Linked DNA regions of Homo sapiens: region 1 is linked to region 2. A link is a contact called in ENCODE Hi-C or POLR2A ChIA-PET data. All regions are on one chromosome and are shown on one strand. Each heading gives the region's core, a stretch centred on a gene start or an enhancer-like site at or near the end of the contact. The rest is flanking DNA. Distances are from core to core; before and after follow the strand shown.

Evidence for each region. A loop is a pair of places that touch in the nucleus more often than their neighbours do. ChIA-PET counts read pairs that join two places held with the same protein, here RNA polymerase II (POLR2A). Pooled maps may share reads with other maps.
Region 1: a loop to region 2 is called in a map with no recorded cell type, with 4 times the contacts of the local background. The contact joins the promoter of IL18R1 here to the enhancer-like site in region 2. A Hi-C loop is called at or near these places in 1 of 168 maps with a recorded cell type or tissue (GM12878), 3 of 37 single-sample maps with no recorded cell type and 12 of 50 pooled maps. POLR2A ChIA-PET finds 5 or more read pairs at or near these places in 1 of 52 experiments (activated CD4-positive, alpha-beta T cell).

What each region holds. Positions count from the first base shown.
Region 1 is chr2:102,353,317-102,357,599 of GRCh38, forward strand. It overlaps IL18R1 (interleukin 18 receptor 1), which reads left to right and starts at 2,480. Exons shown (of 11, transcript NM_003855.5): 1 at 2,480-3,084. RefSeq lists an enhancer at 2,249-2,750 and silencers at 2,345-2,454, 2,475-2,534.
Region 2 is chr2:102,097,490-102,101,714 of GRCh38, forward strand. It overlaps a transcript of IL1R1 not described here. Among named protein-coding and RNA genes, the nearest start is that of IL1R1, 43 kb to the right of the region's middle. Within about 2 kb of position 2,547, at least 5 of the 41 ENCODE cell types and tissues checked have a DNase peak (open chromatin) inside an H3K27ac peak, as active enhancers do.

The sequences.
Region 1 (4,283 bases), core at 1,230-3,729, 260 kb after region 2:
TTAACTTTCAGAGAAACTTATACATTGTTTCGCAAACTAATTGTACTACTTTACATTCCCACCAGTTGTGTATGAGAGCTCTGCTGCTTCATTGCCTCACCAATAATTGGTGTTGTCAAGTTTCTTTATATTTTAACAATTTTCACAGGTGTTAGATGAAGATCACCATGGTCTTAACTTGAAGTTCCCCGACTCATGATGATGAGCCCTTTTCATGTTTTCATTGGCCATTCGTATATATTTTTTAGTGAAGGCAAAATATTTTGCCTTATTTAAATTGTATTTCTTTTTATATTGTTGATGTGTAGGAATTATTTATGTATTGTGGATGCAAGTTCTTTGCCAGATAGATGTAAAGTGAGAATATTTCCAGGGTTATCTATTCATTTTTAAGTGATGTCTTTGTTTAGTAGACATTTTTAATTTTGGTGATGTCCAATTAATCAATGTGTCCCAAATGGCTATTTTTTTTTGTGTCCTAGCTAAGAATTTTTTTTTTTTGCCTGTCCAAGAGCATGATTTATTTATTTATTTTTTGCCTGTTCAAGGGTCTTCTCTGTATTTTTATGAAATATTTACGGTTCTAGCTTTTATGTTTAGGTCCATGGTCTATTGTGAATTGATACTTGTATATAGAACAAGGCAAGGACAAAGTTCTTTTTTCTGCTGCTGCTTCTTCTGTAGAGGTACCCAGCTGTTCCAGCAATGTTTGTGAAAGACTGTTTTTTCCCCACTGAATTGACATGGTGCTTTGTTAAAAAAATCAATTGACTAGATATGTGTGGATCTATTAGTCTACTTTCTATTTTGTATGTTTGTATGTTTCTGTGAATATCACATTGCCATAATTACTATTGCCTTATTATAAATCCTCAAGTCAGTATAAGTCTCTCAACTTTGTTCATCTTTGTCAAGATTGCCCAGACAGGCCGGGCAGGTGGCTCACCCCTGTAATTTCAACACTTTGGGAGGCTGAAATGGGTGGATCACCTGAGGTCGAGAGTTCAAAACCAGCCTGACCAACACGGAGAAACCCTGTCTCTACTAAAAATACAAAAGTAGCCAGGCGTGATAGTGCATGCCTGTAATCCCAGCTACTCGGGCGGCTGAGGCAGGAGAATCGCTTGAACCCGGGAGGCGGAGGTTGCAGTGAGCCGAGATCGCGTCATTGCACTCACTCCAGCCTGGGCAAGAAGAGCAAAACTCCGTCTCTGTCCGGACAATCCTAGATTATTTGCATTTTCATATGAATTTTAGAAACAGCTTCTTAATTTCTTTGAAAAATTTTCCTGGGATTTGGATTGAATTGTATTAAATATATAGATTCTGTAATATATAGAGTCTAAAAATATACAGTGTGGAGAATAGATGTCTTAAGTCTTCCAATCCGTAAACGTGGTATATCCCTTTATTACTTAGATGTTTCATCTCTGTTAGCAATATTTTGTAGTTTTCACAGGAGATATCTCATATATTATCCAATGAATTTATACTTTGGTATTTTGATTTTTAAATGCTATGGTAAATGGCATTTTTAACAAACTTCACTTTTCAAGTTTCCATCTCTAATATATAGAATTGCTATTGATTTTTATATTCCATGATCTTGATAAACTTAATATTTCCAGTAGTTTTTTTTTTTGTAGATTTCAAAAGTTGGTCTACATATAATTATGCTCTCTGTTAAAACCAGTAGTTTTAATTCTTTCTTCTCAATCTTTATGCTTTCTAATTTTATTTTTATTTCTTCACTTGTTGCAAAGCAGTTGTCCCAGGTGGGAGCCAAAATCCTTATCTCATTACTAATCTTAGGAAAAAGTAAAATGTTTCACTATTATGAGGTCACCTGTAGGTTTCTTATAGATGTTCTTTATCAGATTAAGAAAGATCATTTCTACTCTCGGTTTTCTGATCGTTATTAATTCAGAAAGGGTGTTGAATTTTGCCAGATGCTTTTATTTGCATTTATTGAGATAATTACATATTTTTATTTATTATGTGGTGAATTATCTAAATTGGGTAAAAAGAATTAAAATCATTGTCCAATTGAACATTTTGCCTGTCGGCTATGGGTTTCCCTTTTCCTTTGGTTAAATAACAGTTCTGCCACAAAATAAAAATCTAGAAACACACATTCCCCTTTGGCCTCCTTAAAAAAAATTAAAACTTCAACAATTGCACCCCTCTCTATTACTTCCCTATAGTGAACTCCCATCCTTCTGGGAAAGCAAAAAGCCTGGGGCGCATTTGTGTACTTGAGACGCGGAGCCCCTCTCACCTTCGGCATCCCCCGGGGACCCCTCTTCCACCCTCAGCCCTCCCCTCCTCTTCCTCTGAAGAGCCGGGCGGCCGCTGCGGCCAGCGGTCCTCCCTCCTGGCATCCTCTGCTGTGAACCGCGGCCTGCAGGGTGCTTGCGAGCGGCCCGGGCGCGCCCCCTTCCGGCCCCGCAGGTCACCCGGCTACAGCCCGGGTTTTCCCGGGACCCGCGCCGCGCGGCTGGGCAGGAAGCGCCAGACGCCTGGGGCCCACGCCGTCCGCGGGAAAAGGGCAAGGCGCTGGGTTTTCCAGCAGCAACCTTTGGACCCCGCGATCCAGTAGCTCCGGTAACTCCACGCGGGGCGTCTGGGTGGAGGAGCCGGTCCTGGAGCACGGCTGCGAGGAGCACCCGGACCGGAGGGTCCCCAGACCGGGACCTCCGAGTCAGGGAGGATTCTACGCCAGGGAGCGCCCCAGACTGAGAGCGCCCCAGACCGCTACACTCCCGGACCCGGAGCTTCGCCCGACCGCGGGCAGTGCCCACCTGCAGCCTCCACCGGCCGGGGTTAGCAGCCAGGAGCTGCCAGACGCCTGACATTCTTCTTTCTGTTCCTACTTTTTTTCCTTCTTCTTCTTTTTTTTTTTTTTTGTAGCCCTCTCTGGGTGCCTTATCTCTTTAATCACACCTCTCTTTCACTTTCCACGGTAGTCAGGAGGCGGAGATCGCTGCTTCTCACCTACTTTCTGAACTTGGCCTCCGCAGTCGCGACCTGGCGTGAAGGAGGAGCTGCCGCCCCCGCCCCAGCCTCGGGGACGCCTCTCTGAAGGTAAGGGTGGGCTCCGCTGCCACCCGCATCCCCTCCCCACCCCCCAGAGGAAGGGAAGACCACCATCCGGGGAGGGATTCTCAAAACAAGATCAATTAAGAGAGAGAGAGAGATAGTGTGTGTGTGAATACGTGTGAATAATTGATGAGACAGCATCCTGTCTTTCTCTGAAAGTATAGTTTTAGAAATTAAGACATCCCCAATTATTTTCTGGAGAGGTGAGAACGACTGAAATAAATGATAACAATAGTTGTCATTTTTTAAGTGCTTACTGTGTGCCTGACACTGTAGAAAATTTTTAGATATCTTATTTTCACTTAATCCTCCTAAGGGCCACATGAAATAGGAACTATTATTATGCTTTAATAAAAGGGAGGAGGAATTCCGTCATTTACCCAAGAGTATCCAGCTACTAAGTAGTAGATCCCAGATCCACACCTACAGTTTTTCTGATTCCAGAGCCTTTGTCTTTTTTCTGCCCAGCCTTGGGAAGTTAAAATGCCCAGCACCTTGCATCGCAGTTATCAGACAAATTAATGAGGTGTCAATTGCAGCCAGATACAGAGATCCAAGATTATTGTATTCATTTCACTGACTTCCCTTGCTTCATTCTCAAGACCCTTTGCAAATACTGATTTTGTGTCATACACAGTGCTGCTATTGGGAGCACACCTCTCAACCTCAGGGCCTTGGATGGGCTAGGAGGGGTAAATTTGGGGAATTGGGTTTGTGCAGGTTCTGGGGACAGTGTTTTCCCTCTCCCTGCACAAATATACATCCAAAGGCTGAGAACTAAGGCTAAGGCCTAGGAATGTGGATTGAAAAGGCAGGGTCTAAATCCCAGCACTTGGGAGGCTGAGGTGGGCGGATCATGAGGTCAGGAGATCGAGACCATCCTGGCTAACATGGTGAAACCCCGTCTCTACTAAAAATACAGAAAATTAGCCAGGCATGGTGGCATGCATCTGTAATCCCAGCTACTCGGGAGGCTGAGGCAGGAGAATCCCTTGAACCTGGGAGGCAGAGGTTGCAGTGAGCAGAGATTGTGCCACTGCACTCCAGCCTGGGCGACAGAGTGAGACTCTATCTCAAAAAAAAAAAAGAAAAAAAAGAAAAGGCAGGGTCCCTGCCTTCAGGGACCTCACCAGAGAGTGGGAGCTAGTCCAGGAGTGATGGAAACACCTGCAGAGTGATGGAGA
Region 2 (4,225 bases), core at 1,297-3,796:
GTACAAGTCCCTCATCTAGAAATATTGATGAAAGAAAAAAGACTATAAAATATTAGGAATGAACAGGGATGTATAACTATGGACATGGCAATATTTAAAGATAAGAGAATACCAAGAGTGACTTTAAGCCAAAACATTTGAAATTTTAGATAAAAAAACAAATTCCAAGAAAAACATAATGTATCAAAATTGACTAAAGAAAAAATAAAAAAATCTGAATAGTCTCATATAATATTAAATATTTGATTCATATTATAACTATCCTACAAAGAATAGTTTGTATAAAGAAAATAGTATAGTTTCTACAAAGAAAATGTTTTACCTAAATGATATTTGAGTGAGTTCTACCAAATATTCAAGCAATAGATAATGTCAATCTTATACAAAATTTTTAGAGGATAAAAATTAAAAGAAACACATTCTAATATATTATATGAAGCTGGAATACCATTGACACCAAAACTAGAAAATCCCAGTATAAGAAAATAAAATCATATTTCAACTTAGAGGCACAAATCTTAAAATGAAATAAAATTATCAGTGTATAACCCGTGGAGATTTTAAAAAGATGAGAATCCATGACCGTGTTACGATTATACCAGAAATATAAAGATGGCTTAATCTCAGGCAATCTATTAATATTATATATCATATATAGAGTAAGGGAAAAACTGTTATTAATAGATGCAAAAATAGTTTTTCATAATATCCAATATCTATTCTTGATACTCTCTTGGGAAACCAGGAAGAGAGGAGGTCATTCTTAACCTGATAAATGATGTCTACTAAAAACCTAGAAGTAAATCTTGTACTCTATAAAACACTGGTTCTCTTTAAATCAGGAGCAATACAAGAATTACTATTATGAATTAGTTTATTTAATGTTTTGCTGGAGTTGCTGGCCAATGCAGCAAGATAAGAAAATAACAAAAGTAAAAAGCACTGTAATAAAATGAACAGAGCTATTATTATTTGAAGATAATATGACCTGTCCACATGGTAAACCAACAAAAAATGCTTGCTTTTTACTGTTGAGAAGCTGGGTCATATTCGACAGTCAAGAATTCTGGAATAAGTTGTGTTTCATCAAATCCCTATTTAATTGCATAGTACACTGCAGTGAAAGTATGATTATGAAAGCCATATAATAGCATAAAAACTATTTGTTAAGTCAAAAGAGATTACAAAGATGTATGTACATAGGAAAAAAAAGAGTAGGTGGGAATGTTGCTTAATGCTAAAGGGGGTTAGGTGGCAAGATCATGAATTAATTTTCCATCTATTCTTTATGTCCCATATCTTCTGTGCTGTGGCTATATTGTTTACAACAAAAGTATTTTTAAAATTTGTACTAATGAGAACCTTTGGAATCTTCCTGCAGATTTAGTGATGCTTGTTGATTTGTATCAGAGAGCTGTTGAAGACAATACAGTTTCACCTAACGTTTAACTGCACAATAAGTCAGATGCATTTATTGGGTTGTGACTCATACTTAGAACCTGACATATAATGAATACCAGTAAGACATCATCTTACCTTATTAAACACAATAACTTCCTTATTCACTAAAATAACTAAAAAAGGCACCGCGCCCAAAGTTCACAGAAATATACATCGAGGCATTGTGATAGAGTAAAAGAGAAGAAAAAGGAGTTAAACAAAGTCTGTAGATCCAAATCCTAGTCTTGGTTTTCCCATAGTAGGCTTGGTTTCCTATTTCAAAATGTGAATAGTGAGAAACTGCCCTGTTTATAACATTGATTTGTCATGAGGGCAAAACAAAGAACCCAAAATTAGAGGGCCTAGAAGAGATGGTAGAAGCAGTTTCCATTGGATGTTCGTACCCATCCAGTGGCCTTTGTTTGAGTTCTTCCAGGGATGGGGCAAACACTGTCTCTGCATTGCTGAGTGCTTAATCTATTGTTATGAAGATCTTTTTCACATTGGCCTCCTGGACGTCTATCCCATGGCCTTCGTTCCATCTCTGGGTTAGGGTACCATGGCTCCTAGCATGGTCTGGTGGCTACCAGGTGTACAGATATCAATCCTCTTAGTCTAAGGGCCTGTGGGAGAGCCTAGCTGGTCTTCTTCGGCCATGAACAGCCTTTGTTATTGTTTTCTCTGCATGCCATGACAAGAGCGTGTCTGAGGGCATTCTCCAGTGATGACCTCCTTTGTATCAGAAGGTACACTTCCACCAGGGCAACTACAGCCTCCTACCACACATCATTCACTGTGGACGTCTTAGTCAGTCAAGACTCTGGCATTTGTTTGGTTTTGTTTTCCACCAGTGCTTTGCTTTTTCATATGCCCTGTCCTGTACTTAACAATATGAGGTTAGGGAACTAAGAATGGGATTTTAGATTTGTCTGTGTTAAGTCTCACTATGTTAGATTTGGCCTATGGTTCTATCTTAATGGCGTCTTTTGGGACCCTGATTTGCTCTCTCAGTGAATTCACAGTTCATTTTAACTCCAGGACTCCCAGAATGTGGTAAGCTTGCCTGCTCTGCCCTTCTGCTGTAGAAACCTGTTCTGCACCTCCCAGCTCCCTCCCCAACCCCTGGCTTGGCCTCGAGGCATTCTCCTTTCCTGCATTCAAGGCCTCCAGGAATATTACCACACACCATCTGCACATCGTCGGGTTCTTTTGGCCAATGCCAATTTGATAAATTTTTTTGGCTTCAGTGTCCAGTTCTGCTTTCTAAACTTGTATTTGCTTCCTTTGGAAAATGTATTCCTTCTTTCTACCCTCCCTCCTTTCCTGCATTCCTCTGCTCTGTACTCTCCACAATTGAAGAGTGCCATGACCATGTCCATGCCCAGCCTGGCTGCCTCTTTTCTGGGAGGAGAGGTCAGCTCCACACCTGAGAGCCAGGATGGAACCAAATACCTGGAACTGAGCCTGAGGCTTTCCAGTAGAGCATACTCTTCTAATTGACTCATTTACCATTGAGTATGGGTGTTTATACATGTATCCAACTCTACTAACCATATTCTTTGTTTTGCTCACAAGACAGATGTTTGCAGATACTTACATGAAATTCTGATTCACTAAGTTCACAGCATTTAACTGTGGTAATCTCACCATCTAACAACCTCATCAAACAAAAGATTGCATGAGCTTCACCAGACCTGGCCTGTTTTTAGTCATTTCATGCTTTCTCTTGGTGATCGTGGCTTCCTTAAGTGCTGAAAGACTATCCCTGTAATCATTCATCTAGAATCTTTCCCATTCCTTCATCTGTGCTTGCAAAATCCCTTAAACTCAGTAATGGGTGTGGAAGCTGTCTGTCTGGAGGTATGAAGAATTAAGGGATGGCATTCTCCCCGGAGGTTTGATAGAAAGCTGGACACAGTGCGGTCTGGAAGAGTCATGGGGATGATACGAATTGTTCATGTATCATTGCCTGGAATAGGAGTATGATAAGCAGCCAGGCACTCAAGTCAGATCCTTAGGGCCTGACCACAAAGGTTACCAGTGGCCATCGGGGATGGCATGGTTAATTCTCTAGTGTAAAGAGACAAAGGTTAAACTAACAGAATGTGTCACACTGGAAAGCATTTTGGAGATCAGGTCAATTAGCACTCCCTGTGTTACTGTCCACACAAGTCACCCAGAAAGCTTAGTCAAATATAGATTTGAATTCAGTGGTTCTGGGGTGGGCCCTAATGTTCTGCATTTCCATCGTGCTCCTTGGTGATGCTCTTGGCTTATGGGCCACACTTTGTGTCCCAAGAGTTTAGACTATACTGTTTTGTTTTGTTTTTTCAGATGTAGAAACTGAGATCCAGTGAGATGAAGTGATTTTCCCAAAGATACATAGATGAAGTTGAAGCTTAGCTCTTTAACCCAGGTCTGCTGGCGTCCAGGTTGGTGTCTCTCTAATTATAGAATTGCTGGACTTAGGAAAGCAGAAGTCTCCTGCCCTCTCTTAATGACCCATAGCATGTTGAGGGGGAGCCAAGGTTAGATTCTAGGGTTGCACATACTTGCACAAACATGCACACACATACACACATGCTCATGCACACACATGCACACACATACTGTACGTGCTTCTTCCTATTCTCCTTTTTCAATTGGGAGGTATAAGAAACACATGGATTACAGCCACATTAAAGATATTCATAAATGCAAATCAATTCTGAATGTGTAAACTTTTCCATAAGAATATTCTGGGAAAATACTTGAGTTATTTCTGACCTTTTATGTATAAACACAG